2 separate regions of the Homo sapiens genome follow, and region 2 is linked to region 1. A link is a loop called in an ENCODE intact Hi-C map of the cell type or tissue named here. Cell type or tissue: mammary epithelial cell. All regions are shown on one strand. Links, peaks and the distances in the headings refer to the core of each region. The heading gives the core; the rest is flanking DNA. Region 1 has its middle 120 kb from the start of LINC00871. Region 2 has its middle 120 kb from the start of LINC02303.

Region 1 (15,881 bases), core at 4,400-12,399:
CTTTTGGTTTCAGTTTAATTTTGTGGTTGAATATATACATTAAGCTTTTCGTAATTACCCTGAAATAAGAAGTGAGGGAGAGACTGGAAGGATTTTTGGCTCTCAAAAGTATTAAGTGAAATTATTTACAGATTGTCACTTTTAGTAAAGGTATTGTCACGTTTATTGACTGTCCAAAGGAGGATGTTGAAAGCAGTATCATGTCATGATGCTTCTATAGTCTGGATCAGAAGAAAAGGCAATAAAACTCAAGGATGGGCAAGTCAGGTAAGGGTTGTCTTTCATAAATGTTTTGACATGCCATCCTGAGTTTTATAATTTTGAAATTGATATTCTCCAAAAATTAAGCAAATGTAGCTCTTTTTATTCCTTTATGTTACATAAAATTTGGTGGTGTCCTTTACTCCTTTAAAAATCAAATACATAGTATCCATTTCTCTTTTATGGAGAGGGCAATATTTTGAAACAAGTGGTTAGCAATTCATTATTCAAGAATTCCAGGAGTTAATTTCTTAAAGATAGCAGACACAAGTATCTCTGAGCCCCACTAAGAACACATATCAAGTCCAGAATTCTTTTAACAACAGAGACTCAAGTTTCCCCTACAAAAATAGTGATCTGATTTTTTTTTCTTTCAACTTTTCTCTTGAGAAAGAATACCTGGGCTATAACTACTTGTATTCAAAGATAAAACCAGAAAAGAAAATGAAATAGAATACATGTCTACTCTGCACTTTTTAAAGAGTCATTTTTATTAGTTTTTAAACAAAAACCTGGAATGCAATCCTGTATTTTCTATAGCTTAATCAAAATAAATTCATGATATATACTTTGAATCCTTCTTTGAGGCCCTCTCTGAGTCAGAGTAGTTTATATAAAGAGAAATATGCTGGGTGTTGGCGTGGCGGGGCTGCCATTTAGATGTTCAACATCTAATCTTATTACAGCCCTTATACCATACCTATATGTGATCCTTGAAGAAATGTATGGGTTAAACAGGGGAATTAACCTTATTTAAGGAGTCCATTGGCCGCCACTGTGATTTCTAGTTGATAAGTTGTATATGGAGAAACACTGTTGGGAATAAGTACTAAGTGCTTCTAAAATAAAGCCTGCACTGAGACTAACCACTCTGCCCAAACTTACCTACTGCTTCTTTTTGTTCCTTATCTAGAATACATAGCATTTATCAGGTACAGTAGAAAAAAATTAAAAAGCCTCTTCTAAATTATTTTATACCACACTAAATTATATCATATTCAAACCAGTACATAGATAGGAGTCCTCAGAAATCTTTCCCAAATGCACTTTTGTATTTTTTTAAGTTAGCAGTTATTACCATCAAATGAATATTTTGAGAGTTATATCTTTGATGTGTACTCATGATTTACCTTAGTGCTATGAAAATCTGGATGATAGCTTTGTTCCCTGGATTCTCATTCTGTATAGTTGCCTAATTTCTGTTATATTTGCACTGCAAATTTCACCATCATGTAATGAAAAGGCATTATACAAATTCCCTCTAGAAATTAAATAGGAAAGCCATGCTTCCACAAACTTGGCATATTTCTTGCAATTGATGTCTACTAACACAGTGCATTTTAAGCCAATTACTCTAACAGTTCTCAAAGAATGTGTTTGAATATCATCACTCTGCATTATTCTCAAGAGCCAGTCTTTATGTACAGAGACTACATACACTCTTAAACAACAGATGACTTAGGTGGAAGACGAGCCTGTCATAAAGTGTCTGCCACCTGCTTTTGCCCATCATTATTCCCTTAATAGCTTACTACCTGTGGGCATATTGAGCCACCAAAGAGAAGCGTCATTCCCAAAAGTATCACCACAAACACAATACTTATGAGGCCGGCATAAGAAAGCCAGCTGAACAGCATTTCCCAGTACACTGCTGCAATATGTCATTTTTGAAAATGCCATGTTAGTGGATGTGACTTTGGGAATTGACTTAATAATAACAATAAAAATGGATGGCACTTAGCAAGGAAAGTGTCTTTCATCCCAAAGGGCCCACAAGTGCTTCAGACTCAGAAATGCGGTCAACTCTAAGAAGGGCAATGGCACTCAGCACAGTAACGAAAGCTCAGGAAATGTTCACCAAGGAGAGCTATATAAGCTTTCAACTAAAAGAGATATCATAAGCTTTTTATTTTCCACGTAGAGTGATATAACCTTGGATTTTCATCCTTTCAGAAGGGTGCCCAAATATCAAAAATAGGCTTTTGTGTCTCACTCTAGACAGAAACTATTGACTGGTAAGGAAGATTGACCCTGCAGCTCTGGAGCTCAGGCTTAGAAGGTATCAAAATGGATCCAAACCACCTTGGCATACTTTTTACTACCCAGGATCTCAATGGAGCCACCCTATTAGAGATGTACTGTTAAAATGTAAGCCAAGTGGGTTTCTACTTGAAAGAGAGGTAATGAAGGTTGAATTGCTGAGTAAATCTGACCCTCGCAGACCTTGTTTCACAGAAAAGGTTTCAATCATGCTGGCTAATGGCTTTCTGATCTTGCTGAATGAAACTTCCACAGTTGGGACTGGTGGACTTCTTAGGTTCATTTATTACATGCATGTATAATGCTGGTTATGAGAATATATTCTCTGATTCATACCAAGAAATATTTGTGCACAAGTGATTGTAAAGAGTATTTTTTTTCTTGAACCATGAATACTTTTTTTTCTCTTTAATATAAGCATGCTGTTAGAATTGATGTTTGGCCAATTTTATCTGAAATTACTGTGATTTAGTACAGACTCCCTTAGTACCAGAATGACTTTGCCATTTTCCCCTCTGGCTCTGTTGATAACCACAAACTACCCACATTTAGTAAATTCCTTTGTTAAGGCTTGACTTCTCCCAACTGATTTTAAGATATCAGGATTATTCCATTATTTCAGCAAAATAATAACTTATTTTTCTTCCCTGCCCAGTTCCTATCTCATAAAATTTTAAAAAGTCCATCCAATGCCTTTTCTCCCATGATAAATTTTCTTTATGAAAATTTGACTATTGGTAATAGAACGGGCATTTCAAATGGTTTGCCTCCTAGAGTAACACATATATGATGCCCATACAACGGTTATTTTTTTTTCTGTCTTCTGACACTTCACAGGAATTTTCCCTCTAAAATTGACAAAAGCTAACACATGGGAATAAAATCCCCATGACCCAGAAGCCTCAAGTTTTATGTGCTAGTATAGCTCCAAACTTAGCTGGTCCTGGATCTCATCCAAGACCTACTGAATGAATATCTCTGGAACAAGGGACCTTTATTTTCAACATTCTCCATAAGGTGTGTTGCATCAGTTAAAATTCTTATGTGAATGCTAGCAATAAAAACTCGAAATAACTGAGGCTCAAACACAATAAAGATTTGCAGTCTTCCATTTTTCTTTTAGAAGTTGTGAAGTAGGAAATCCCAAATTGGTATAGAAATTCTAAAAACTCAGTGGAGCCCAGTTTCCTTCTTTCTGCTCTACCATCTTTAATCATGGCTTCCATCTTCAATGTTGCTTCATGCTCCAAATTAGCCGCTTGATACTTTTTTCTTTTGCGGCAAGAAACAGGAGAAAATTAGATGAAGAAAAAAATGAAGCACTCTCAAGTTGAGGGATTGCCCTTGAAGCAGCCTTCTCAGCATCCCAGAAAATACTTATGCAAACATCTCCTAACCCAGAGTTTATATAAGATACTTCACCCAAGATACATTGCCTCATTCTTGGATGCCTTCCTACCCCAAATAAAATTGGGTCCTATTTCTAGGGAAGATAGAGGGAGCGGACACTAATATGTATCTCTAGATTGGCAACTGATAATCACTGCTCCAAATTCTCAACAGATTTGAAAATTAGTGCTCTAGCCAACTTAGCCAACAATGATTAATGAATTTTCTACCATAAATTGTTACGTAGTTGAATCAAATAATATGAAGACTAATACTAACTAGTACTAATTGAACACTTATGATTTTTCAGGTAGTGGCCTAAAAGCTTTGCATGACTAATGTAATTTAATCCTCACCCAAACACTATGAAGTAGGTTTTATTATTAGCCTCATTTACCTGAGAAGAAAACAGGCACAGAGAGGCTTAATAGCTTGTCCAAGATTACACAGCTACTAATTTGTAGAAGTCAGAGCCTCAGATAGCCATCAGTCTACACAGCCTTACTTAGTCCCAAATTACACACATTTTTCTTATGATAAGCACTGCAAAAGTTTTGAGCATTTTTTATATAGTTATAACTAAGGCAGAGCAAGTTTATTGCTTTTCTAGGCACCAGCTATTTGCTGCCTTTGCAACCTTCATTTTGCAACCTCAAAAGAGACAAAATTGTAATTTATCTTGGTAGAAAAAAATTCCCCTAAGAAAAACTGACAACCTTATAGAGTTATTAAGATATTTCCATGTCAAAATACTTTTTATCCCACAGAAACTGCTTTTTGTAGCAAAATCCCTAAGGTGAATCTGCCAAATTTACTTAGGTTTGTAATGCATGCTTTCTTACCACTTCCATATTTGTGAAATCTTTTTTCACAGCATATGAAGATGGACCTGAATATAGCAGAATTGGATGTTACTGAAAAACTCAATGGATTCAGTCCACTGTGGCTATTAAATGAGTTTTATAAGAGAACATAGGAAAGTGCAATTCCATTATCACTCACATGGAAGCCTTCACAATTGCAGTAGATGGAACCCAATAAATATTTTTGTTACATCAAGTGTGTATGACTCATTACATGTAACATAAGAAAAGTTTTCAATCTTGGATATGTTTCTCTGTCACTAAAATCTTTGTGTGATCTTGGGGAAACTGTGTAACTTCTTGAGCCTCAGGATAATCATTTATACAATGTAGATTTTGGTTAATTAGCTCCAAGTTTTCTTCAATTTCCATAATTCTGTGTTTCAGTGACCTTCCCTTAAGTAATTTTATATTCTACAATGATCTATACACTGTCTTAGAGTAGTGAGGGCTCAGTGCTTATTGGACTGTTGGAGGGGTGGATGTTTGGGAGAATAAATGAATAGAGATGGATGGAGACATTAATATGTATGTGAGCAAAGTAGTTTTTCCACCCCAGAAAAAAATTATATTAACCTGTAGCCTTTAAATTTTATCCCTTAACAAGTAACATCCTTACAAATCAGCTTTATATCTTAAATTTTTTATTATGGAAACTATTAAACACAGGAAAAAAATAAAACAATAGTACAATAAATATCAACATACCCATCACCCAACCAACAGAATTAACTTGCTGCCATCCTTTATTTATACCTACCAACATTTCTGCATTAAAATAAAGCAAATCTCGGGTATATCGTTCACTCATAAATAAAAATTAAAATAAGCCATTTTGATGATAAAGTCTGCTTTCTAAGTCTACTATAGAAACTGAAATATTTTACCCAATTAAATTGCTGATAGTTCACCTAATATTTTGTGTTTATTTTTGCATGTACTTAGAATCTTAATGTTTAAAAAAATCCTTGAAAACCAAAACTTTTATACAGCATTTGATTTTTTCAGATGGTTATTAGACGGGTAAGAATATTTAGCCTCTAAATGGCATCAGGCCTGTAGATAGGCCATTCAGTTACAGCATAAGCAGAAGGACAGACTGATAATGATTTAGGAGAGGAAAGGGGAACAAATCCCTGAATCAAATCTCTATGACTTTTTTTACTTGATTTAAATTCCAGGCCCTAACCATAGCTATATACAATTAAGTTCCACATCCAACTTATATGCATGCACACACACACAAAAACCCCTTTGAGCTGACTATAAATAATTCAAATTTGTCTACTTTTTGCAATTGACCATATTTCAGCTCCTATTTATCACCAAGGAAAATAAAAAAATTAACTAAACTTTCTATGTCTACAAGTTTTTTTCCTTCTCAGCTCGTCTGTATCCTTCTCCATCTATCCTTTGTTAGGATGCTTTTACTTGCAGTCCCAAATTTTGGATCATATTAGCTAACCATTAAAAGCATGTCTATGTCCCCAATAAATTCAATCATTTTTAATTGATTTATAAACAGTTTTTTTTAAATTTACTCCTTTATTTCTCCCTGAACATATGAGGATTAGCACAATTTATATAAAATTAAATGGACTTTAATTTACATATTATTGTAGGTCAAACTTCCTGATCCACCCCATATTATATTCCCACTCCTAAGCAGACTATCTTCAACATTTCTTCAAGAAATGCTTCTCAAAAAATGCTAGTTTTCTTTAGCAACCTGTTAAATGAATGAGGAGAAGGAGAAGGAAAGTTTCATTTGAAATGGATTAATTCCAGCTGTATCGAAAGTAGAATCAAATGAGAAGGTCAAAATTATAAAGTATTTAGCAGATAATACAGGATAGTATCTCCATGACATCACTGTAGAATTTTTAGATAAGATCCCAAGTTATGAACCATAAACAAAAAGATTAATAAATTTGCCAAATGAAAATTAAGAACCGTTCATCAATAGACCATTAAAACACAGGTAACACAATGGAAGAAGACGGTTGCTAGACTAGTTCTAAGACTTAGTATTCAGAAAAAAACAAAAATACGTCATTAGTAAAACCAATCCAAGCACCCCAAAAGAAAGATGGGCCAAAGACATACACAAGAACACTTAAAAAGTGGAATTCTACATGACTTAACACTTGAACTAGGATTCAATCTCACTACTAATCAGGGAAATAATAATTTTGTTTACAAACTGGAACTCTGATAAACTGCTGGTAGGAGTGTAAACTGGTAACTCCAGTTTGGAAGACAGTTCAGTACATATAGTAATAATGTTAAAGATAAGCATTTTCTATGACCCTTCAATTTCATTCCTAAGCATTTGCCTTAGAGACATTTGTATATGTGTGTGCTAGGATACACATATATATGTATACTTATAGGCTGTGTAAATGTTCAGAGCAACATTTATGTTTTTAGTTCAAACCAGAAACAATCTAAATGTCTACTAACAGGTGCATGGATAAACCTACATGGTGATGAAAATGAAATAACTATCTCTAAATGCGACATCATAGATAATCTTACAAACACAATACTGAACTAATACAACAACATACAAAAGAATATATATATTACATATACTATACATATGTAGTATAATTTCATACATTATACACATATAGTATAATTATACAAATATAGTATCATTTCATTTATATAAAGTTCAAAAATAGGAAAATGGCCCACTTTGGGTTTAGCTGCTATAATATTCCATTTCTTGACCTGGAGTGGTGATTATCTAATTTACTTAATAACTACTTGCTAAACTGTGTATTTGTTTTATGCTCTCTTTAGTTTGCATGTCTTATTTACAGTAGAAATTGTAAGTTGACCTGAGATTCTCCAAAATATGCTATTCCTTAAGTAGTGATATCCACATGAGGTCATGAGTCTTAACATTTTTAATTTAAAACCTTAAATATTGTTTTCTTTCTTACTATATTAACATACAGAATGGCACAAAGGAGACAAGATTAAACAATCTTAAATACTTTGTTATATTTTCTTCAGATTGATCCATTTAAAAAAGAAATATCATAAATGCAGCTAAAGTTACTCTCATCCATTTATCTTTGCTCCCTTATCCGAAGAAACTATTTTTTTAATGGAAGAACATAATTAGCCTGTATTTTATTTAATATGTACACACATGTATTTGTAACTATGAATATTTAAAACTTTTCTTAAAATGCATATAAACTGTAACATATAGTTACGTTTTGCAACTAACTTGATCATTTCAAAATTATCTTTTTATTTCTTATGTATTTTAATGAATGTTCTAGGTTATTTTTTCCTTTTTGACTATAATACTATACATTCTATTGTATTAATAGAATACAGTGTATTAATCCATTCCCTTATTGAGGAACAATTTGTTTTATTCTACTTGTTTGCTATGACAAAGAATGAAGCATCAAAAATTTCCTGTGTATGTCTGTTTGCATACCTGGATGAGAATATGTTGAGTAGAATATTTTTTTTAAAAATAGACATTAAAATAAAATTTAAATAATTCATAACTTTACCAATAGAAATAATTGCTTTAACTATCTTTATATATCTCACTCTTTTCCTACAGACGCAATGAAATTGAAAAACCGTGTAGCACATATACACCTATGGTGGGGTTTTATGTCCTGCTTTTTACTTATGATGAATAGCTTCACATACCATAGAATATCCTTCAAAAACATGTTCACCAATGGCTACATGGTGTTCTCTTGTACAAATGGACCATAATTTATACAACCATTTCTCATTGTTGTATGTATCTGTTTTCAGTTATTCTGTTCTCCCTCCAGTTTCTGATACTCTAGCCAATCTAGTTTTCTTTCAGTTATTTACACATACCTACTACTCATTTCATGCATCACTGCCTGCAATGAACTTAATGTTTGTGTCTCCCCAAAATCCATATGTTGAAACCTAATTCTCAGTGTGATGGTATTAGATGGTGGGGCCTTTGAGAAGTGACTAGCTCATGAGGGTGGGGTCCTCATGAATGGGATTAGTGCCCTTACAAAGGAGACTGCAGAAAGCTGCCTAACCCCTTCCACCATGTGAATACACAGCAAGAAAAAGGACAGAAGCCTACCTTTGAGGAAGCAGGTTTTCTCCAGACACTGAAATCTGCTGGCGCCTTGATTTTGTACTTCCCAGGCTCCCAAACTATGAGAAAATAAATGCTGATTACTTACAATTCATACACCTATGGTGTTTTGGTTATAGCAGCACAAATGGACTAAGACACAGCCTCTGCACACGTAGTTCACTCTGCTCTTTCCTACAGTTTTTATGTGGCAGATTTTCTTCTCATTACTGAGATCTCAATGTTACTATCCCTTGACCAAGGAGGCATTCTCTGTTAGCTCCTTCTAAATTATTTTCTTTTTCATGCACTTATCTGACCAAATAATATCTATCAGACAGTGTAACTATTTTTTATACATCTTTATCTCTCCATGACAGCAAGGATATGGTTGTTCTTCATCACCTTCAGTGTTGAAAAAGTTAGGTACCACACAATTATAAGAAGTAAATTCACATTGTAGTCATAGATTTGTATATTTATTACAACAATGTTCCAGCAGATGGCCATAAAGTATCTTGAAAAAGAGGATTCCTTTTTAAATTTCAGTCAGTGTTAGCTTTGGGCTACTCAAAAATTATTAAATGAATGAATGAACTCATTATAACTTATTGATTATCTCCAACACCAATGTTTTTTGTTTTCTATTCTAGAATTCCTCATGTTGCCCTGGTGTTTACCACACCAGATGAGTCCAGGGAGTACAAGCATAGGTCCTTTGTGACACTTGATTTGAGGGCAGTAATTTGACATCTACAGAGAATGAATGAAACATCATGTATTTTTGACACTGAAAAATTTAAATCCTAAACAACCATAAACATTTAAATAACTTTGTACAAATAATTTAAATAAACAGGTGAGTAACATGTGGTAAAATAATCTTAAGAATTCTGTATTGTTTTCAAAAGACTGAGAGTACACTGTGCTTTTTTGAAGGGATTATTTTCATACTAATTATCTAAAAATTAAGCTTTATATTTTACCAAAAAAATTGAAGATTAGTTACCATTGAAATCACAAATGCTTCTAGTTCCGAGACTACTATGCCCTGACACTTTTGTAGACCACAAGAATCTACTCCATTTTCATTAAAGCAAACATCATATTATGCTTGTAAAGTCAAGAATAATGAAAGTATATTTGGCACACTAAAATAAGCCTCCTCTATGTCTGACAGTATGAAAAAATAAACCTTGGCAGCTGCATTTCAGCTATGATAGAAACTTTCTGACAGGTTTCCTCTCTGTTGCTCATAAGAAGATGACTTAAATGAATTAATGTCAGGTGGATTAGTAAGATTCTGTTCAAACTGACAGAAGATCATGTCTGTACAGCTACTTTAAAATCTTAACATCAGTTTGAAGAGCAGAAGAATTTCACATATTTGAGACTGAATTTTTGAACACCAAATATATTTTTTAGAAAAATTCATTACCTTTAATTTAGGGAGAGGAGGTTTCAATTCAGTCAAATATAGCGCTAGGGCTATCTGATAAAATTGGATTGTAGGTTATGTACTTATGCAGTTGCACTCTTACCTTATAGTCTCAATTTATTTGGACCAAATGAAATGAAATAGCAGCAGTCCGTGTCTAATAAAAAATTTGGTTACCTGAAGTCATATAGCTAGTTTATTTTAGGGTCAGAAGCATAAAATTTGCCTATGTACTAGTACAAAATTTTATTTATTTCAGAGCATTTACAATGGCCAATGGGCACCAAAGGACAAATAATATACCAGTAGATATGGAATAATTATAGTTATTAATTTTGAAATAATTATATTTAACAATTTGTGTGATGCTATTTACATCCAATCTTTAGGATTTCTATATGACATTTAACTTAAGCAGTTTTAGAAAGTCATGTGACATGATTAGAGCTACATATGATATATTGAGCTACAGTGCATATAATAAATTAGAATGAGAGCAGATGGAAAATGGGAAGCCAATTTGGAGGCTATTATAATAGTCCAAGATAAGATAATTGGGGAAAAATTATAGCGAATAAGAATAGGAATTGATAAATCACTGATATAGCAAATAATAAATAATGTTCAAATCAAAGGGTTTCCCAGAGTATTAGGAACAGAAACCATGAGGTACTAGGTTAAAGAGTGGATAGGATGTGGGAAAATTAAATTGGTGACTCTGAAATATTGTCCAAGACTTTCAAAAAATTAAATGACAGTGAAAAATAGGAAAATATATGAAAGGTAGAGGAAAGTTTGTGTAAATTTTTATATGAAATGATTGTTGGCAGGTTAGTAGAACAAGAACTTGACAAGACAAGAAAAGTGGATAGATGATAGTGCACGTCATTTGGAAAAAAAACGGTTATTCCCTTCTATCGAAGCTATAAAAATGACAATGAAAAAAATAAACAAGATAAATACTAGTGGAACTAATATGGAGAGAAAGTAGCTCAGATGATCCAAAGGCTAATGTCTTCCGCCTTCTCTGAGAAAGAAAAGGAAGGTAACCGTGAAGTAACAAAACATAGAAATAGAAAAGAGGAATTGAAGAGAGCAAAAATAATTTAAAACATCAATACACATTAGGCGCTTCCTTCTCAACTTGATGTAGTATATCACACCATAATCAGTAACATTTTCTGTAGATACAGCTCCTCATATATGAAGAACAATGACTGTGGAAGAGACTCAAAGCCTCCAATAATGCTCCACTCTTGGTATTCACACTCTGTATAATACTCTCCCCTTTGTGAGTAGGCAGGACTTGTGACTTGTTTCTAATGAATGTAACTAAGGTGATGAGATAGCTCTTCCATGATTATGTTACATAAGACTTCCATCATTCTAATAATCTCTCTCTCCTGCTGACATTAATGAAGCAAGCTGCCATGCAGTAAGGCTGCCCTACGGAGAAGTATACTTGTTCAAAAACTAAGGATGGCTTATCTCTCTTAGCTCATCAATTATGTCTTTAAGTATTACTTTAGTGGTTATTCTAAACTTCACCATAGACATTTTTAACTAATCTTAGTCCACCTTCAAATAACACTGCTCTGTTCGATGTGTATTGCAGGTACCTTACAGAGTATCTCAATTCCTCCCTTTCATCTCTTCTGATGTTGTCGTTCATTTCACTTATTCATATACGATAATCACCCAATACAGTGTTACTATTATCACTTTTAGTAAGTTGTTTTTAGATCAATTAGGAATAAAATTTTCATCTTTCTTTCTTTCCTGATGCCTTCCTTCTTTATGTAGATTTGAGCTTTTGATATATCATTTTCCTTCTCCCTGATGAACCTCTTAACATTTCTCCCAATGCAGTTCTGTTGGAGATGAATTCATTTAGTTTATGACCCTCCGAAAGGTCTTTATTCCTCCTTCCATGCTAAAGGATAATTTCAGAAGACACAGTATTCTAGGTTGGTAATATTTTTTTCTTTCAACACATTAAATATTTTACTCCACTCTGCTCTTGTTTGTGTGATTTCTGAAAAGTAGTCTAATATAATTCTTATTCTTTTAAAAAAAACTTGTATTTTAGAATTGGGGGTATACATGCAGGTTTGTTACAAAGGTATATTGCATGTGGAGCAATATACTGAGGTGTGGAGTCCAGATGAATCCATTATTCAGGCAGTAAGCATAATACTCAATAAGTAGTTTTTCAGCCTTTGCCTACCTCCCTCTCACCACCTTGTGTATTCCTCAATGTCTATTGTTCCCATCTTTATGTCCATGTGTACCCAATGTTCAGCTCCCACTTATAAGAACATGTATTTGATTTTGTTTCTGCCTTAGTTTGCATGGAATAACAGCTTCTAGCTGCATCCATATTGCTACAAAGACATGATTTCATTTGGGCATGGCTATGTAATATTTCGTGGTGTATATATACCACATTTTCTTTGTTTAATCCACCATTGATAGGCAACTGGGTTGATTCCATGTTTTTGCTAGTGTGAATAGTGCTGCAATGAACATGAAGGTACATGTGTCTTTTTGGTAGAATGGTTTATTTTCCTTTGGGTATATGCCTAGTAATGGGATTGCAGGTCAAATGGTAGTTCAACTCTTAGCTCTTTGAGGAATCTCCAAACTTCTCTAGACAGTGGCTAAATTAACGTACATTCCTCTCAATGGTGGGAATGTAACGTGATCCATTTTCTCTGCAGCCTTGCCAATATGTCTTCGTTTTCACTTTTTAACAAAAGTCATCCTATTCAGACTGGCGTGAAATGGTATCTCATTGTGGTTTTGATTTGTATTTCCCTTTGATTAGTGATAATGAGCATATTTTGGTATGTTTGTTGGCCACTTGTATGTCTTCTTTTAAGAACTGTCTGTTCATGTCCTTTGTCCACCTTTTAATGGAATTATTTGGTTTTTGCTTGTTAATTTAAGTACTTTATAGATTCTGGACATTAGACCTTTGTCACTGCATAGTTTTGTGAATATTTTGCCCATTCTGTAGGTTTTCTGTTTACTCTCTTGATAGTTTCTCTTGTTGTGCAGAAGACCTTTAGTTTAATTAAGACCCACTTGTCAATTTGTATTTTTGTTGTAATTGTTTTTGAGGACTTAGCCACGAATTATTTGCAAAGGCCAATATTGAGAAAGGCATTTCCTAGATGTTCTTCTAGGATTTTTATAGTTTGAGGTCTTACATTTAAGTCTTTAATTAACCCTGAGTTAATTTCTGTTTATGGTGATAGACAGGGTACCAGTTTCACTCTTCTACATATGGATAGCCAGTTAGCCCAGCATCATGTATTGAATAGGAATTCTTCCCTATGTGATCATCTCAACAGACACAGAAAAAGCTTTCAATAAAATCCAACATCCTTTCATGTTAAAAACCCTCAACAAAGTAGGCATCAAAGGAATATACCTCAAAATAGTAACAGTCATCTATGACAAACCCACAGCCAACATCACACTGGCCAGGCAAAGGCTGAAAGCATAAGCATTTCTTTTGAGAACTGGAACCAAAAAGGATGCCCACTCTCACCACTCCTACTCAACATAGTACTGGAAGTCCTAGCCAGAGAAATTAGGCAAGAGATAGAAATAAAAGGCATAAAAATGGAGAAAGAAGTCAAAGTGTATTATTCTATTTTCATGCAGCTGATAAAGACATACCTGAGACTGGGCAATTTACAAAAGAAAGAGGTTTAATTGACTTACAGTTCCATGTGGTTGGGGAAGCCTCGCAATCATGACAGAAGGTGAACAGCATGTCTCACATGGCAGCAGACAAGAGAAGAGAGCTTGGACAGAGCAACTCCCCTTTTTAAAACCATCAGATCTCATGAAACTTACTCCCTATCACAAGAACAGCATGGAAAAGACCTGCCCCCATGATTGAATTACCTCCCACTGGGTCCGTCCCACAACACTTGGGAATTCAAGAAGAGATTTGGGTGGGGACACAGCCAAACCATATCATTCTGCCCCTGGCCCCTCTCAAAGCTCATGTTCTCACATTTCAAAACCAATCATGCCTTCCCAATAGTCCTCCAAAGTCTTAACTCATTTCAGCATTAACTCAAAAGTTCACAGAGCATCTGAGACAAGGCAAGTCCCTTCTGCCTATGAGCCTGTAAAATCAAAAGCAAGTTAATTACTCCCTAGATATAATGGGAGTACAGGCATTGGGTAAATACAGCCATTCCAAATGGGAGAAATTGGCCAAAACAAAGGGATTACAGGTCCCACGCAACTCTGAAATCCAGTGAGGCAATCAAATCTTAAGGCTCCATAATGATCTATTTTGACTCCATGTCTCACATAAAGGTCATGCTGATGCAAAAGGTGGGCTCCCATGGCCTTAGGCAGCTCTATCCCTGTGGCTTTGCATATTAGCCCCCATCCTGGATGCCTTCATAAGCTGGTGTTGAGTGTCTGAGGCTTTTCCAGGTGCACAGTGCAAGTTGTCAGGGGATCCACCATTCTGGGGTCTGGAAGACGGTGGCCCTCTTCTCACAGCTCCACTAGGCAGTGCCCCTGTAGTAACTCTGTGTGGGGGCAACAACCCCACATTCCCCTTCTACACTGCCCTAGCAGAGGTTCTCCATGAGGGCCCTGCTGCTGCAGCAAAATTCTGCCTGGGCATCCAGTCATTTCCACACATCCTCTGAAATCTAGGCGGAGGTTCATAAAACCCAACTATTGACTTTTGTGCACTCACAGGCTCAACACCATGTGGAAGATACCAAGGCTTGAGGCTTGCACCCTCTGAAGCCACGGCCTGAGCTCTACATTGGCCCCTTCAAGCCATGGCTAGAGCAGCCAGGAAACAGGGCACCAAGTCTCTAGGTTGCATACAGCACGAGGACCCTGGGCCCAGTCCACAAAACCACCTTTTCCTCCTAGGTCTCCGGGTCTGTGATGGGAAGAGTTGCCATGAAGACCTCTGACATGCCTTGGAGATATTTTCTCCATTGCCTTGAGTATTAACATTCAGCTCCTTGTTATTTTTACAAATTTCTGCAGCTGGCTTGAATTTCTCCTCAGAAAATGGGATTTTCTTTTCTATTGCATTGTCAGGCTGCAAATTTTCCAAACTTTATGCTCTGCTTCCCTTAAAAAACTGAATGCCTTTAACAACACCCAAGTTACCTCTTGAATGCTTAGAAATTTCTTCCACCAGACACCCTAAATCATCTCTCTCAAGTTCAAAGTTCAACACATCTCTAGGGCAGAGATATATTCCACCAGTCTCTTTGCTAAAACATAACAAGAGTCACCTTTGCTTCAGTTCCCAACAAGTTCTTCATCTCCATCTGCAATCAGTTCAGCCTGGATTTCATTGTCCATATCATTACAGAATTTTGCTCAAAGTCATTCAACAAATCTCTATGGAGTTCTAAACTTTCCCACATTTTCCTGTCTTCTTCTGAGCCCTCCAAGTTGGTTCAACCTCTTAACCAGTTCCAAAGTTGTTTCCACTTTTTGGGGTATTTTATCAGCAATACCCCACTCCTGGTACCAACTTACTGTATTAGTCCATTTTCATGCTGCTGATAAAGACATACCTAAGATTGGACAATTTACAAAAGAAAGAGGTTTAACCAACTTACAGTTCCACATGGCTCAGGAGGTGAAAGGCATGCCTCACATGGTAGCAGACAAGAGAAGAGAGCTTGTGCAGGGTTTTTTAAATTCCCCTTTTTAAAACCCTCGAATTTTGTGAGACTTATTGACTGTCACAAGAACAGCACAGGAAAGACCTGCCCCC
Region 2 (15,881 bases), core at 3,999-11,998, 100 kb after region 1:
GGAAGGGAAAGGAAAGCTTAGCCAATGAAATCTCACTTCTATGGGATTTTCCTTAAATTCCAACATTGTCCCTCCTCAGATCATATCCCTGGGCCTACTATAGCAAATGAAATAAGTCTTCTCACATAACAAGGCAGATACAAAAAATGTAATGAAATAGGAAGGACAGACACTAAGATGTGAAATAGCAATGCCCGTGGTCCAAAGATTTACAAATTGCTTCTGAGAGTTTGCATCACAGCAATTTTCACTCACTTTGAAGGTTTCTTAAGGGCAAATAATTTTTTCCTCCTCTAGCAAACAATTTCACTTGCAAAAGGACAAAGGTATACTGTGTACATCCAGACACCAAAGCTAATAAAGCAAACCTGATAAAAGGAGGTCTGGAATTGAATCTCTTCCAAATGATCTTGTTCTCTCCACTGGGAAAAAGCACTTAGTGTATTAGTCACACATTAGCAGACTATGCATGCAGAAATCATCAGTAAAGAACTAATGCCTTTAAATAAATATCAGAAACCTGAGACTAAAAGAGAAATATTAATAAAGATACTGGGTTGTTTCCTTGCTCACTTCAATATTATTATGGAAAATGTTTGACTGACTTCTGTCTTTCAAATTTAGGAGATCAGATCTATAAAGAAAGACAATAAAGACATCTACCACTTAAAGCCACTGAAGCACTGTAAGGGGTTTTTTGAAAGACAATTCTAAAATGAATGTTGCTGTTGTTTGAGCAATGGCCTATGTCACTTTCTGATATTATCCATAGAGAACTATCTCATAGTCAGGTTAAAGCAGACTGAACCCCACTTAAGCAAACATTGAATATTAAAGTTAGTCTAAGTTTAACTTATGCTGGCAAATACAGTTATGGCAAAGTGATAATTGCCAGATCACTAGAAATATCACATAACACACATATTTCCACCATATAACTCCTATTAGCAAAACAGTATATAACAGAAAATCTAAAATTAGAACAATTTTGCACAAGGATATAGAGTATGCATTCTGAATCCTTTTTATTTTGGATATCATATATTGGGCCACTACCAAATAAAATATTTTTTAACTTTTCTTCTTATTATTAACTGTATGCAAAATAAGGTACACAGAGAAACATGCTTAGCATGTGCTTACTACTTTTTGCTGCAGAGCTGATAACGGCATTTCTCGATAAAATGATGTGTTATGATAAGCTATAATACACTGCCTGCTAGAAATGGCCAATAATTATAAGAAAACATTTTCAGATTCACTATTAATCAGTGAAATGCACACTAAAACATATATTAGATGCTATTTTTCACCTGGAGAATTGGGGCATATTTAAAAGCTCAATAATACCCAGTGTTGGTGAGGGTGTAAAGAAACAAATATTCTTCTGCCCTACACTTGGCAAGGGAGGCAGAAATGGGCTACATGTCCAAACCTTTAAAAATATGTACACTCTTCTTCAAGAATTCCATTTCTGGAATTTTATCTAAAGAAAACAATCATTCAAGAGTTCAAATGTCTACTGCCATAGTATCGTTAAAAAGTAATAAAAATACTCAGGGAGTGGTGGCTCTTGCCTGTAATCCTAGCACTTTGAGAGGCCGAGGCAGGCAGATCATCTGAGGTCCGGAGTTCGAGACCAGCCTAACCAACATGGAGAAACCCTGTTTCTACTAAAAACACAAAATTAGCCGGGCGTGGTGGCGGCTGCCTGTAATCACCTGTATAAATTAGAATAATTTATAAAGTTAAATATTTACTTGCTTTAAATAAATGCATTAGCTATTTACCTCCCCTCTGCATCAATAAAATAAAAAAACTTCACCCAGAGGTGAATAGTTTGGACAGAACATTGTATTAAGAAACTTACTGGGAATTCCAAGGCTAAATAGTCTCTGCCCAGAGATCCTTAGGGATTTTTCCAGTCAGTTCCACTCATTAAATATATACTCAATATTAGGTGACAGATCCAGACCATTACCCATAAATCACCCATGCATTTGAAGAAGAGAGTGCCTCAGGAGCCTGAGGCAGAAGAATCACTTGAACCCAGGAGGCGGAGGTTGCAGTGAGCCTAGATTGCGCCACTGCACTCCAGCCTGGGCAACAAGAGGGAAACTCCGTCTCAGGAAGAAAAAATAATAATAAAAGTAATGCAGCCAAAAAACACATGAAGAAATGCTCATCATCACTGGCCATCAGAGAAATGCAAATCAAAACCACTGTGAGATATCATCTCACACCAGTTAGAATGGCAATCATTAAAAAGTCAGGAAACAACAGGTGCTGGAGAGGATGTGGAGAAATAGGAACACTTTTACACTGTTGGTGGGACTGTAAACTAGTTCAACCATTGTGGAAGTCAGTGTGGCGATTCCTCAGGGATCTAGAACTAGAAATACCATTTGACCCAGCCATCTCATTACTGGGTATATACCCAAAGGACTATAAATCATGCTGCTATAAAGACACATGCACACATATGTTTATTGCGGCACTATTCACAATAGCAAAGACTTGGAACCAACCCAAATGTCCAACAATGATAGACTGGATTAAGAAAATGTGGCACATATACACCATGGAATACTATGCAGCCATAAAAAATGATGAGTTCATGTCCTTTGTAGGGACATGGATGAAATTGGAAACCATCATTCTCAGTAAACTATCGCAAGAACAAAAAACCAAACACCGCATATTCTCACTCATAGGTGGGAATTGAACAATGAGATCACATGGACACAGGAAGGGGAATATCACACTCTGGGGACTGTGGTGGGGTCGGGGGAGGGGGGAGGGATAGCATTGGGAGTTATACCTAATGCTAGATGACACGTTAGTGGGTGCAGCGCACCAGCATGGCACATGTATACATATGTAACTAACCTGCACAATGTGCACATGTACCCTAAAACTTAGAGTATAATAAAAAAAAAACATTAAAAAAAAAAAGAAAAAAAAAAAGAGGTTTTATAAAAACTGGATGCCAAATGTTGTTAAATACAGCTCTATATCTATTAATAGAATAATAGATATTTTCTCCTCTAATTTGTTAAATATAATACATTTTATTTATTGAATTTTAAGTATTAAACCATTTTTGCATCCATAGAATAAGCATAACATGTTCATTATGTATGTTATTGTACTGGTTTTATTTTACTTCTAAAATCAGTCTGCTAATACATTATTGAGAATATTTAAAAAAAAAAAGTAATAAAAATAAAAGTAAAAAAAAAATAAATGCTCAATGTGAAAATGTGGGCTTCTTTTTTTTTTTTTTTAGTACTTATTTTTGCAACAAGATGTGTTCTTTTCCTACCCAGAAAAACAAATATTGATTTCTTTGGAAAATATCTGAGAAATACAATAGTAGTATAAAAATTGCAACAAAATGAAACAGGGGGAGAGAAAGCAAGAGAGAAAGGAAGGAAGAAAAGACAACCCACAACATTCTGCACAAGTTCTTTAAATCTTAGATTTTTTACCAAGGCATAATGTTTGTAAATGTGCCTTCAAAAATCCATAGCCCTTCTTCACTTAGAAGCATTTAGTACCAAATAGTTCATATTACAGCTGAGAGAGATTAGAGGCTTATGTCATGTATAGAAGTACAGGACCTGTGTCTCCCAATTCTCATATCCACTCCATACTACACAGACCCTGCTTTATCCCACTGCCCACCATCTTACTCACTCCAATACTTTCTAATTCGTTTCCTCTCTCTCTCTGTATTTATCTATCTACCTATCAATCCAAATACCTACTTACCTACCTACCTACTATCCACCTTGCTTTTTACCTACAGATCAACTTACCTATGTACTCTCTCCATCCATTTTCATTCCATCCCAGCACTGTTCCATTCCCCCACCTTCTCTAAAAAATTCATTTTGACTAAATGAATGAAATTGTACTTTCTAAAAAAAATTATAAGCACAATGTGAAACCATTGCAGCTGTCTGGTAGGAGGCTACCATGGTAAAATTATTTTATGAGAAGCATGTGAACTACAATGGGAACAGGAATAGAGGTGGGAGAGACCAAAAGAATCTGTCATGAGGCTACTGCAATTAACTAGTCATGTGTAACTTAGTCTGTTTGGGCTGCTACAACAAAATACCATAGACTGGGCATTTTATAAACATAAATTTATTTCTCATAGTTCTGGAGGCTGAGAAGTCTAAGATCATGGCATCAGCAGCTTTGGTGTCTGCTTTCTGCCTCCTAGATGGTTCCCGTTACTATTTCCTCATATGGTGGAAAGGGTAAGGCAGCTCTCTTGGGCCTTTTCTATAAGGGCATTAAACCCATTCATGAGGGCTCTGTCCTCATGACCTAATCGCCTTCCAAAGGCTCCATCTCCTACTGCCATTGTGCCTGGAGTTGGTTACTGCAGGTGGGTTCGTGATCTCACTGACTTCAAGAATGAAGTTGCGGACCTTCGTGGTGAGTGTTACAGCTCTTAAAGATGGCATGGACCCAAAGAGTGAGCGGCAGCAAGGCTTATTGTGAAGAGCGACAGGACAAAGCTTCCAGAACCTGGAAGGGGACCCAAGGGTTGCGCTGCTGGCTGGGGTGACCAGCTTTTATTCCCTTATTGTCCCCTCTCATGTTCTATTTCTGTCCTATCAGAATGCCCTTTCTTCAATCCTCCCAGCAATTGGCTACTTTTAGAATCCTGCTGATTGGTGCGTTTTACAGAGCGCTGATTGGTGCGTTTTACAATCCTCTTGTAAGACAGGAAAGTTCCTCAAGTCTCCACTCAACCCAGGAAGTCCAGCTGGCCTCACCTCTCACCATCACATTGGGATTAGGTGTCATTATATAAATTTGAGGGGAACATAGCATTCAGACAAGAGCAATAAGGCAATACGAAGAATGCATGACATCAATAAAGTTTGTGTGTAATCCACTTACATAAGGATATGAGGAATGCTACAAGGGGTTACACATATAGATAAAGAGATGATAATTGCCACCCCACTGGCAGTTTTTATCTAACAAAGTAGCAATAAAAATAACCACAGTTTTTTGTGTCTGTTATGTACCACAACTACAGCTGGACATTTCATTTTCTCTGTCTCCAACCTCCAATTTACAGAGAAAGAAACTGACACTACAAGAAATTATTTGCTTAAGATCACACAACTAGCAACTGGCAAAACTGAATTAAAATCCTGCCTTAAACTCAAAGCCTTTCTATTATATGGCAATTCCTTTCCATGAATTACACCAAAGGCTTAGAGATATTGATCCTCTGACTTCTTTTGATAATCTACCTTCCATGAAGAAATATAACAAGTCTTGAACTTCTATTTTATGTTTTTATTAATTTATTAATATTAAAGAAATATTTAAGCATGTACAATACTCATGTTCCTCAGGGTACTCAAGTTCACTATCTACTGGTAAAATTCCTATAGGGTCTAGCCAGTGCTGCATACATAGTAAGAATGAAATCACACATTTTTGTTTGGCTCATTAGCGCCTCCTTGTATTTACCTTAAAATCACTGGTTCAAGATTCAATCCAAATCCTAGTTTTGCCATTCTTTCCTATGCTTTTTTTCAGATTTACAGTTGCCATTGCTTATTTTCCACTATTTTATCTGAAATTCCCCCATTACCTTGGTTTTCTCAGTGACTTTTTCTTCATAAGCTTTGTGTGCCTTTTATTATACATCGGGACTAGAACTGCATACTACATTATTCTAACATGTCAAATTATATATATATATAAAAATATATATACACACATATACACATATACATACACATATATATGACATATGTTATATATATATATATATATGTTTTACCTAAGAGAAGACAAGTACAAGAAAATTCCTAAAACTATGTTGTATAAATACTTGAGACAGAATATAATTCAGCAGTCCAAGTATCAATTAGCTGTTTTATCTGGATAAAGATTAACTCTAAAATTTCAGTTATCTTTTCTGCCATAATTTGTACTGTGGTAAATATGCCCAACTCTCTTGCAACTAGTGTTCAAATTATGATTTAGTTTTTATTATTTCCATTAGACTACCTACAAGGACTTGAATTCTGAACTAAACTAAACTGGAGAAAGGTAGGCACAACACATCCATTTGCTGGTGTGGATTGTGGCAGAGGCAATATTTCTCTGCAGCCAGTAACTGTTGCAGCAACTTCCATATTTAACAAGAAACTGAGGTAGAAGCAGCAGTAACTTTGTAGTCCATTTCTATGGTGTGACACTTTGGGAGTCTATTTCTTCAGGTCAAAGATTCTATATTATATTTAATATTCAGTAATATATTCCTTTGTATTTAACCTAGCTACAGTGGACTCAGTTCTTTGCTACTAAATGTTTTTATCTGTATATTTAACTATTAGAGTAGCATATAATTCCTGAAATATTATTTAAATATTGTTAATTTTTTATGCTGCTAGCTATTTTTCCAAAATGAAAATTGGAAACAACTGACAGAAATCTACATTTAGAAGTAATTTTCTTTTCTTCCCAGAAGATATTCATTTCTTACTGAAGCTCCTTCTTATAAACAAGATCACCTTGAGTTTTTTTTGGGTATATGCTGAGATGGAATAGGATAGGGGCCATTCAGTCTGTTCATCAGAGGTGGGGGAGTGGAATGCAGAAGAATCCTGTGTCCCTTCTCAAGATGGTCTCTGGCATTATGAATAAACAATTAGGAAAATTTCAAAATTGACATGTGCTATTGCATCATGGTGCCCCTTTGCAGTGGATGTTTTCCACGTAGTCACTGGGAAGTCAAAAACAGCTTGGTTTGCAGAATCTTGAGAAATATTGCTCTGATGTTGCCCATAGCATTTTGGGAACAGTTTGTGCAACAACTTAAGTTGGACTCCCCAAAATAAACTTGTTTCCATGTGTATAGCAGTTATAAACACGAGCCTCCATCTAACCACCCAATGCAATCATTTTCAGAGTTCAGATACTATAATGGTTGTAACATTATGAGATTACACATCCTTCATCCTTAGTTTAGCGATGCTTGTCATCAGTAATTTAGTATTTTTTTTCTTCTCATGAGCTTTGCATGTTGCAACATAAACACTTTCCCATTAGCACTGGATAAATTCTAGGTGGATTCAGGCAGAGCAATAACCTTAGCACCAGGATTATCACTTAGATAAAGTGCTCTTCCAAATTACATCTGTCCTACTTGCTAAATGAAGGAACTGTCTAGTTGTCTAACTAAACCCTAATTTTAAAAGGTGTTTTCCAAAAAGAAATGGCACTTATCATTAGATGATCCTATCCATAGGTAAAGAAATAAAAGACATTAAAAAATATAAAAGCCATATCTAGTAAGAAAAATGGAAGCAAAACATATACTCAAGCCAGGTTTGAAATAGTGTTTACTTCAAACCTCTGTGTCTTCAGTGGTTATTTGGTGTAACTTATTTCAATTTGGGTCCAACAAACCCCTCTTCTTTCTTAGGCTATGGAGGTTGCTATTATCTGAATATTTGTGCCTCTCTAAAATATATATGGTGAAACTTTGGGGGTGGGGATGTTGGGAGGTGATTAGGGCTCCGCCCTCATGAATGGGATTAGTGTTCTTATAAAATAAGCCAGACAGAGTTCATTTGTCCTTTCTACCATGGGGGGACAGAGCTAGAAGGAGCCATCTATGAAGCAGAGAGTAAGCCTTCAGCAGACACCAAATCTGATAGCACTTTGATTTTGGACTTCTCAGCCTCCAGAACTATGAAAAATAAATTTCTGTTGTTTTTAAATTACCCAGTCTATGGTATTTTTTATATCAGCTTGAAAAAAGTAAGATAGAAGCATTAATGGGTACTTAGAGACCTGTCTTTGGTGAAATTTGTTAACTGTTACAACACCCCCACCAGCATTAAGAAGAAGGAGAACAAGAAGAGTAGAAGGAGGAAGAAGAATAGGAAGAAGGAAAAAGAGAGAGAAAGGGAGGGATAAAGGGGGAATGCAAAGGAATTTGCTTCCTTGAGGAGTCCAACACTAACAACAAGCCTGTATCACTTGAAGTATATCAAACCCTGAAAGAGTAAAACATAATCATTTAAATATTTACAGGCACAAGCCTGGTGATGGACAGGCCTGGCTGATCCTCGCTGCTTGTAGAACCACACTGACATGTGGCTGGAACCTCTGAAACACCAAGACGTGCACTTCCATCTGTTAAAGCCTACATCCCAGTTCATCTCTGACCCTCATGAATAAAACAAAGGAAACGCACAGATGAAGCAGTAAGTGCCTAGGTTATTATGAATGACCTCAAATTAGAGTTATAAAACAAGAAAGTATTTCTCTATTTGAGGAGTATTGTAAATCCTGTGCAATATATCGTTTCATTCCTTCAGTTTAGTAGAATCTGTAAATAAGAATTGGGCCCTGCTCTGTGTGAGCATTTTTTGCATCACTGATCAGAAAACAGGATTTGCACTTAACCTAGTTACAAGACTTAAAATATTCTAGCTACCTATCCAGACACGTACTTTAAAATGCTCTGAAATTCTGCCATCTTGTGGGAATTTAGAAATACAACAAATGACTAGGTTCAAAGTTTCATGCTTTACATAATTTAAAATGCTGTACCATTGTAAGCATGAATGAACAGGCCTTTAATAATAGCATCTAACATGCCAACAAAAATTTGATTTTCCTTATTCTTCTTATTCCATATTTAATAAAAAACAAATTTCAGTTACCCTTAACTCCATTTATCTGGACCAAGCAAATTCATAATTTGAAATAATTTAGACCTGGTAGGAACTTAAAATGAGTTATAATATTTTCCCTATTTTTTCTTATATAGTTGGTCCCTGAGCAACACAAGTTTGAACTGCATGAGTCCACTTATATGCAAATTTTTTAAATAAATATCTTGATTTTATTTGGAGATATGTGACAATGAGAGAAAGCTTGCAGATGAACTGCATAACCTAAAATATCAAAAAAAGAGAAAAAGTTAGATATGTCAGAATGCATAAAACATATGTAGATACTAGTATGTTTTATCATTTGCTACCATAAAATATACACAATTTGTTATAAAAGTTAAAATTTATCAAAGCTTAAGCACACAAACATAGACCATACAAGGCATCATTCACAGTCGAGAGAAATGTAAAAAAATGTAAAGATGCAGTATTAAATCATAACTGCATACTATGAAGTCTAGTGCATACTCTACTACTGTAATAATTTTGTACCCACCTCCCAGTGCTATTGCAATGGGTGAGCTTAACTGTGGGAAATATCTGTAAAATACTGTGTGACCCTAATAATCATCTCTGTGTAAGCAGTTAGTCTCTCCAGTAAATTGAATGACACAGTAAAAACTGACATCTTGCAGCTCTCGTGCATTTTTCATTAGTGCAATACCATAAATCTTGAATAATACCATGGAACCCATATGAAGTGCCACTAGTGATGCTGAAAGTGCTCCCAAGAAGCACAGAAAAGTCAAGACATTACAAGGAAAAGTTGAATTACTTGGTATGTACCATAGATTGAGATTTGCAGCTGCAGTCCCTGCTATTTCAAGATAAATGAATCCAGCATAAATACCATTGTAAAAAAAAAAAAAGAAATTTGTGAAACCATCACTGCAGCTATGCCAGCAGGTGCAAAAATCTTGCAGTTTTGGGGAAATACCTTTTTATCTCATATTGAACATGCAGCTTTTATGTGGATACAGGATTGATATAAGAAAGGCATATCCATAGGCTCTAATATGATTCAATAAAAAGTGAAGTCATTATATGACAATTTAAAGCAAAAGGAAGGTGGGGGATCTAAAGCTGGAAAATTTAATGCCCACAAAGGATGGTTTGATAATTATAGAAAGAGATTTGGCTTTAAATCTGTCAAGATATAAGGAAAAGCAGCTTTTGCTGACAAAGAGGTGGTAGACGAATTCCCAGATGGCATTAAGAAAATTATTTGAGGAGAAAGGATATCTGTCTGAACAGGTTTTTAATTAAGATGAAAGTGCCTTATTCTGGGGGAAAAAAAGCCACGAAGGACATTTACTAGTAAGGAAGAGAAGTGAGCATCAGGATTTAGGCAGGAAGGAATAGACTAACTCAACTGTTCCGTGCAAATGCAGTCGGGACTACCCTTATCCTTAAAGCTGCTAATCCTTGAGCCTTGAAGGGAAAAGATAAAGACCAGCTGTCAATCTTCTGATTGTACAACAGGAAGGCCGGGACAAGAACTCTTTTTCTGGATTGATTCCGTTGATGCTTTGTCTGTGAAGTCGGGAAGCAGGAAGTACCTTGCCAGTAGAAAACTCCCTTTTAAAGTCTTTTGATATTGGACAATGCCCCTTGCCACCCAGAACCCCATGAGTTCAACAGCAAAAGCATCAAAATCGTCTACTTGCCCCCAAACACAAGATCTCTAATTCAGCCACTAGATCAGGGGGTGATAGGGATCTTTAAGACTCATTACACATGGTACTCTATAAAAAGGATTGTCAATGCTATGGAAGATAATTCTGATAGATTATGAAAGTCTGGAAAAATTATATCATTGAAGATGCTATTATCATTATAGAAAAAGCTGTGACAGCCATCATGATCAAAACAATAAATTCCTACAGAAAAAAACTGTCCAGATGTTGTGCATAACGTCACAGGATTTATGACAGAGACAATCAAGGAAATCATGAAAGAGATCGTAGATATAGCAAAAAAAAAATGTGGGTGGTGAAGGATTTCAATATATGCATCTTGCAGAAATTCAAGAGCTAATAGACACCACACCAGAGAAATTAACAAAAGACAACTTAATGGAGATGAGTGCTTCCAAATCGATGCCACACAATAAGGAAGAAGATGAAGAAGAAGCAGTATCAGAAAACAAATTGGCTCAGACAATCTGGCAGAAGGGCTCCATTTATACAAGATGACTTTTGACTTCTTTTACCACATGGAATCTTCTATGATACAGGCATTGATACTAAAGTAAATGGTTGAAGAAGGATAGGTACCACACAGAAATATTTTTAGAGAAATGAAAAAGCAAAAAACTCAGACAGAAATTAAAATGTATTTCTGTAAAGTTATACCAAGTGTGCCTGCCTTTCCTACCTCCCCTTCCACCTCCTCCACATCTTCTGCCTCTGCCACCCCGAGACAGCAAAACCAGCCACACCTCCTCCTCCACTTCCTCCTCCTTATCCACCTCCTCTTCAGACTACTCAATGTGAAGATGATAAGGATGGGCCAGGCGCAGCGACTCAGGCCTGTAATCCCAGCACTTTGGAAGGCCGAGGCGGGTGGATCACCTGAGGTCAGGAGTTCGAGACCAGCCTGACCAATATGGTGAAACCCTGTCTCTACTAAAAATACAAAAATTAGCCGGGCGTGGTGGCGCTCTCCTGTATTCCCAGCTACTCGGGAGGCTGAGACAGGAGAACCGCTTGAACCTGGGAGGTGGATGTTACAGTGAGCCGAGATTGCACTGCTGCACTCCAGCCTGGGAGACAGAGTGAGACTGGCGAAAAAAAAAAAAAAAACGAGGTGGTAGAAGGAAAACATTAGGCACAGCTCTCCTACCAATATTACTGAGCTGTGATAATATCTGTGCAGTAACCTGTGGACAGCCTCATGGCTAGTGGAAAAGAAGCACCTGGAACCCATTAGAGGCATTCATCATCTTCATAAAACCTGACCCCAAAGCAATTTTTAATTTGATGAGATTACTCCCAATATCATAGGAGGTGTACACCCAACTGTGATATTGTTCTTACTGTCCAGGAGGGGAGAGGATGATATTACTTCCAATATCGCAGAGGGTGTACACTCCTATGTGATACTGTTCATTCAACCCAGAAGGGGAGAGGATGATATTACTGCTAATATCGCAGAGGGTGGACACCCCACTGTGATATTGTTTGTATTATCCTGGGGGGGAGAGGATGGTATTACTTTCAATATCGCAGATGGTGTACATCCCTTTGTGATATTGTTCGTAATATACAGGAAAGGAAGGATGATACTACTCCCAATATCACAGGAGGTGTACACCTTCTGTGACATTCTTCATAATATCCTGGGGGTAAGAGGATGATATTGCTCCCAATATCGCAGGGGGTGTACAACCTTCTGTGATAACACCCTTCTGTGATATTGTTTGTAATATCCGGGGGGGAGAGAATGATATTACTCTTAGTATAGCCAGTGATGTAAACCCTTTTTTGTGATATTGTTCCTAATATTGAAGGGGGGAGAGGATGATATTACTCCCAATATTGCAGGGTGTGTACAACCCCCCGTTATATTTTTCATAATATCCTGGGGGGAGAGAATGATATTACTCCCAATAGCGCAGGTGGTGAACACCCCCACTATGATATTATTCTTAATATCCAATGCGGGAGAGGAAGAATTTACTTTCAATATCGCATAGGGTGTACGCCCCCACAGTGATATTGTTCCTAATAACCATGAGGAAGGAGATAACATTACATTCAATATTGCAGGGGGGTACACCCCCCGTGATATTGTACCTAATATTCAGAAAGGGAGAGGATGATATTACTTCCAATATCTCAGCAGGTGTTCACCCCCTATGTGATATTGTTTCTAATATCCAGGGTGGAAAAGGATGATATTACTCCCAATATTGCAAAAATGTACACCTCCCACTATGATCTTGTTCATAATATCCAGTTTGGGAGAGGATGATATTTCTCCCAATAATTCAGGGGATGTACACACCCCTGTGATATTGTTCCTAATATCCACGGGCGGAGAGGATGATATTACTCGCAATGTCGCCAGGGGTGTACACCTTTTCTGTGACATTGTTGCTAATATCCAGAGGTGTAGAGGATGATATTACTTCCAATATCGCAGGGGATTTACACCACCCCATAACATTGTTATTAATATCCAGGGAAAGAGAGGATGATATTAATCCCAATATCGAGGAGGGTGTACACCCTTCTGTGATATTATTCCTAATATCCAGAAAGAGAGAGGATGATATTACTTTCAATATCATAGAAGGTTTATGCAACTCTTTTATATTTTTTCTAAAATTTAAGAAGAGCGAGTTTAAAGCTAGGGGTGTACACTTTCCCTGTAATATTTTTCATTATATCCAGGAGGGGAGACATGATATTACTCCAAATATCGCAGAGAGTGTTCACACCCCTACGATTTTTTATAAAGCAGAAGGTGTACACTCCCTGTGTGATATTATTCCTAAAATTCAAGAAAGGAGAGGATGATATTACTCCCAATATCGCAGGGCATGTACAACCCCAATGTTATATTGTCTTTATTATTCAGGGGAGGAGAGGATGATATTACTCCCAATTTAGCAGGGAGTGTATGCCCGCCCCTGTGATATTATTTCTAATATTCACTAAAGGAGAAAAGGACATAACTCCCAATATCTCAGGAGGCGTACACCCTCTTTGTAATATTATTCCTAATATTGAAGAAGGGAGAAGAGAATATTAGTCCCAATATCGCAGGGGGTGACACCCCTCCTGTGTTATTGTTCCTAATATCCAAGTGAGGAGAGGATGATATTACTCCCAATATCACAGGGGTGTACTCCCCCCGTGATACTGTTCATAATATTTAGGGGGGAAAAGGATGATCTTAAGCCAAATATCGAAGAATGTGTACACCCCCTCTGTTATATGTTCTCTAATATTCAAAGGAAAAGAGGATATTACTCCCAATATTGCAGGGATGTACAACCCCCCTGTGATATTGTTTAGTTTATAATATTTAAGGGAGGAGAGGGTGATATTACTCCCAATATCGCAAAAAATGTACACCCCCGTCTGATTTTGTTTCTCACATCCAGAGAGAAGAAAAGGATATTTCTGACAATATCACATGGGGTGTAAAACCTCCAGTGATATTGTTCATAATATACAGGTGGAAAGATGATATTACTCCCAATATCGATGGTCGTGTACACACCCTCTGTGATATTTTTCCTAATATCCACAGGGGAAGAGGATAATGTTACTCCCAATATCACAGGAAGTGTACACGCCCCCTGGAAAATTGTTCCTAATATCCAGGGAAATAGACGATGATATCACTGCCAATATCCTAGGGTGTGTACACTTCCCCTATGATATTGTTCCTAATATCCAGTGGGGGAGAGGATGATATTGCAGGGGGTGTACACACGTTATGTGATATCGTTTCTTATATCCAGGGAGAAAGAGGAGTATACTATTCCCAATATCACAGGGGGTGTACTCCCTCTTTGGTGTATTGTTCCAAATATCCATGGGAACAGGGGATTATATTACTCCTAATATCACAGGAAGTGTACACGCCCCCTGGGAAATTGTTCCTAATATCCAGGGAAATAGAGGATGATATTAATGCCAATATCCCAGGGTGTGTACACTTCCCCTAATATCCAGTGGGGGAGAGAATGATATAACTTCAAATATCACAGGGGGTGTACACCCCTTGTGTGATATTGTTTCTTATATCCAGGGAGAAAGAGGATGATACTACTCCCAATATCGCAGGGGGTGTACTCCCTCTTTGGTATATTGTTCAAAATATCCATGGGAAGATGGGATTATATTACTCCCAATATCGCAGGGAATGTATATCCCCCCCAGTAACATTTTTCCTAATATTCGGTTGGGGAGAGGAGGATATTACTCCCAATATCACATGGGATGTAAGATGCCCCTGTGATACTGTTCCTGCTATCCAAAGAAAGAGAGGATGATAGTACTCCCAATATCTCATGGGGTGTACACTATCACTGTGATATTGTTCATAATAACCAGAATGGGAGAGGATAATGTTAGGCCCAATATCGCATGAGGTGTGCAACCCCCCTTTGATATTTCTCCTAATATCTAGATGGGGAAATGATGATATTACTCCCAATATTGCAGTGGTTGTTACCCCAACCGAGATATATTACCTAATATCCAGAAAGGGAGAGAATGATATTACTCCCAATAGAGCAGGAAATGTACACCCCCTTCCCCAGGATATAGTTTTTAATATCCAGGGATGGGGAGGACATTACTTCCAGTATCACAGGAGGTGTACACCCGCCTGTAATATTGTTCCTAATATCCAGGGGAAGGAGCGGATGATATTACATTCAATGTCGCAGAGGAGGTACACCCCTTTCTGGCATTTCCTAATACCTAGGAGGGGAGAGCATGATATTACTCCAAGTATCGCAGTGGGTGTACACGATTCCTGGGACATCGTTCCTAACATATAGGAAGGGAGAGGATAATATTACTCCCAATATTGCAGGCGGTGTCTACTCCCCACCCCGTGATATTGTGCCTAATATCCAGTGGGGGAAAAATGATACTACTGCCAAGATCTCAGAAAGTGTACACTCCTTTTGTAATATTGCTTCTAATATCCAAGCGGGGAGACGATAATATTACTATCAATATAGCAGGGAGTTTACACCCCCCACTGTGATATTTTCCTAATATCCGGGGGGAAGATGATTATATTACTCTCAATAACGCAGGGAGTGTACAACCCCACTGTAATATTGTTTTGGATATTCAGGTGGGGAGAAGATGATATTACTTTCAATATCATAGTAGGTATGCACCCCCACCCTGTGATATTGTTCCTAATATCCAGAGGGAGATAGGATAATATTACTCCCAAAATCCCAAGGGTTGTATAACCCCCTCTGATATATTTCATAATATTCGGAGGGGGGGGAGATGGTAATATAACTCTCAATATCGCAGTGGGTGTACACACGCCTGTGATATTGTTTGTATTATTTCGGTTCACAGAGGATTAAGTTAATCTCAACGTCGAAAAAGCACCCCCTCTCAAGACACTATTCCTAATAACCATGAGAAGAATGGTTGA

The links. Peaks named below come from ENCODE experiments on the same cell type or tissue, not always from the same donor. Only the 100,000 strongest peaks of a DNase experiment are listed, where the experiment ranks them.
Region 2: a loop joins it to region 1, with 16 times the contacts of the local background. A loop is called at or near these places in 4 of 110 quality-filtered maps.

The regions. Positions count from the first base shown.
Region 1 is chr14:45,933,802-45,949,682 of GRCh38, reverse strand. No RefSeq gene overlaps it. Among named protein-coding and RNA genes, the nearest start is that of LINC00871, 120 kb to the left of the region's middle. In mammary epithelial cell, for the core only: a CTCF peak has its summit at 9,179 (motif pointing right); no DNase peak of the experiment used is centred there.
Region 2 is chr14:45,831,453-45,847,333 of GRCh38, reverse strand. No RefSeq gene overlaps it. Among named protein-coding and RNA genes, the nearest start is that of LINC02303, 120 kb to the right of the region's middle. In mammary epithelial cell, for the core only: a CTCF peak has its summit at 8,550 (motif pointing left); no DNase peak of the experiment used is centred there.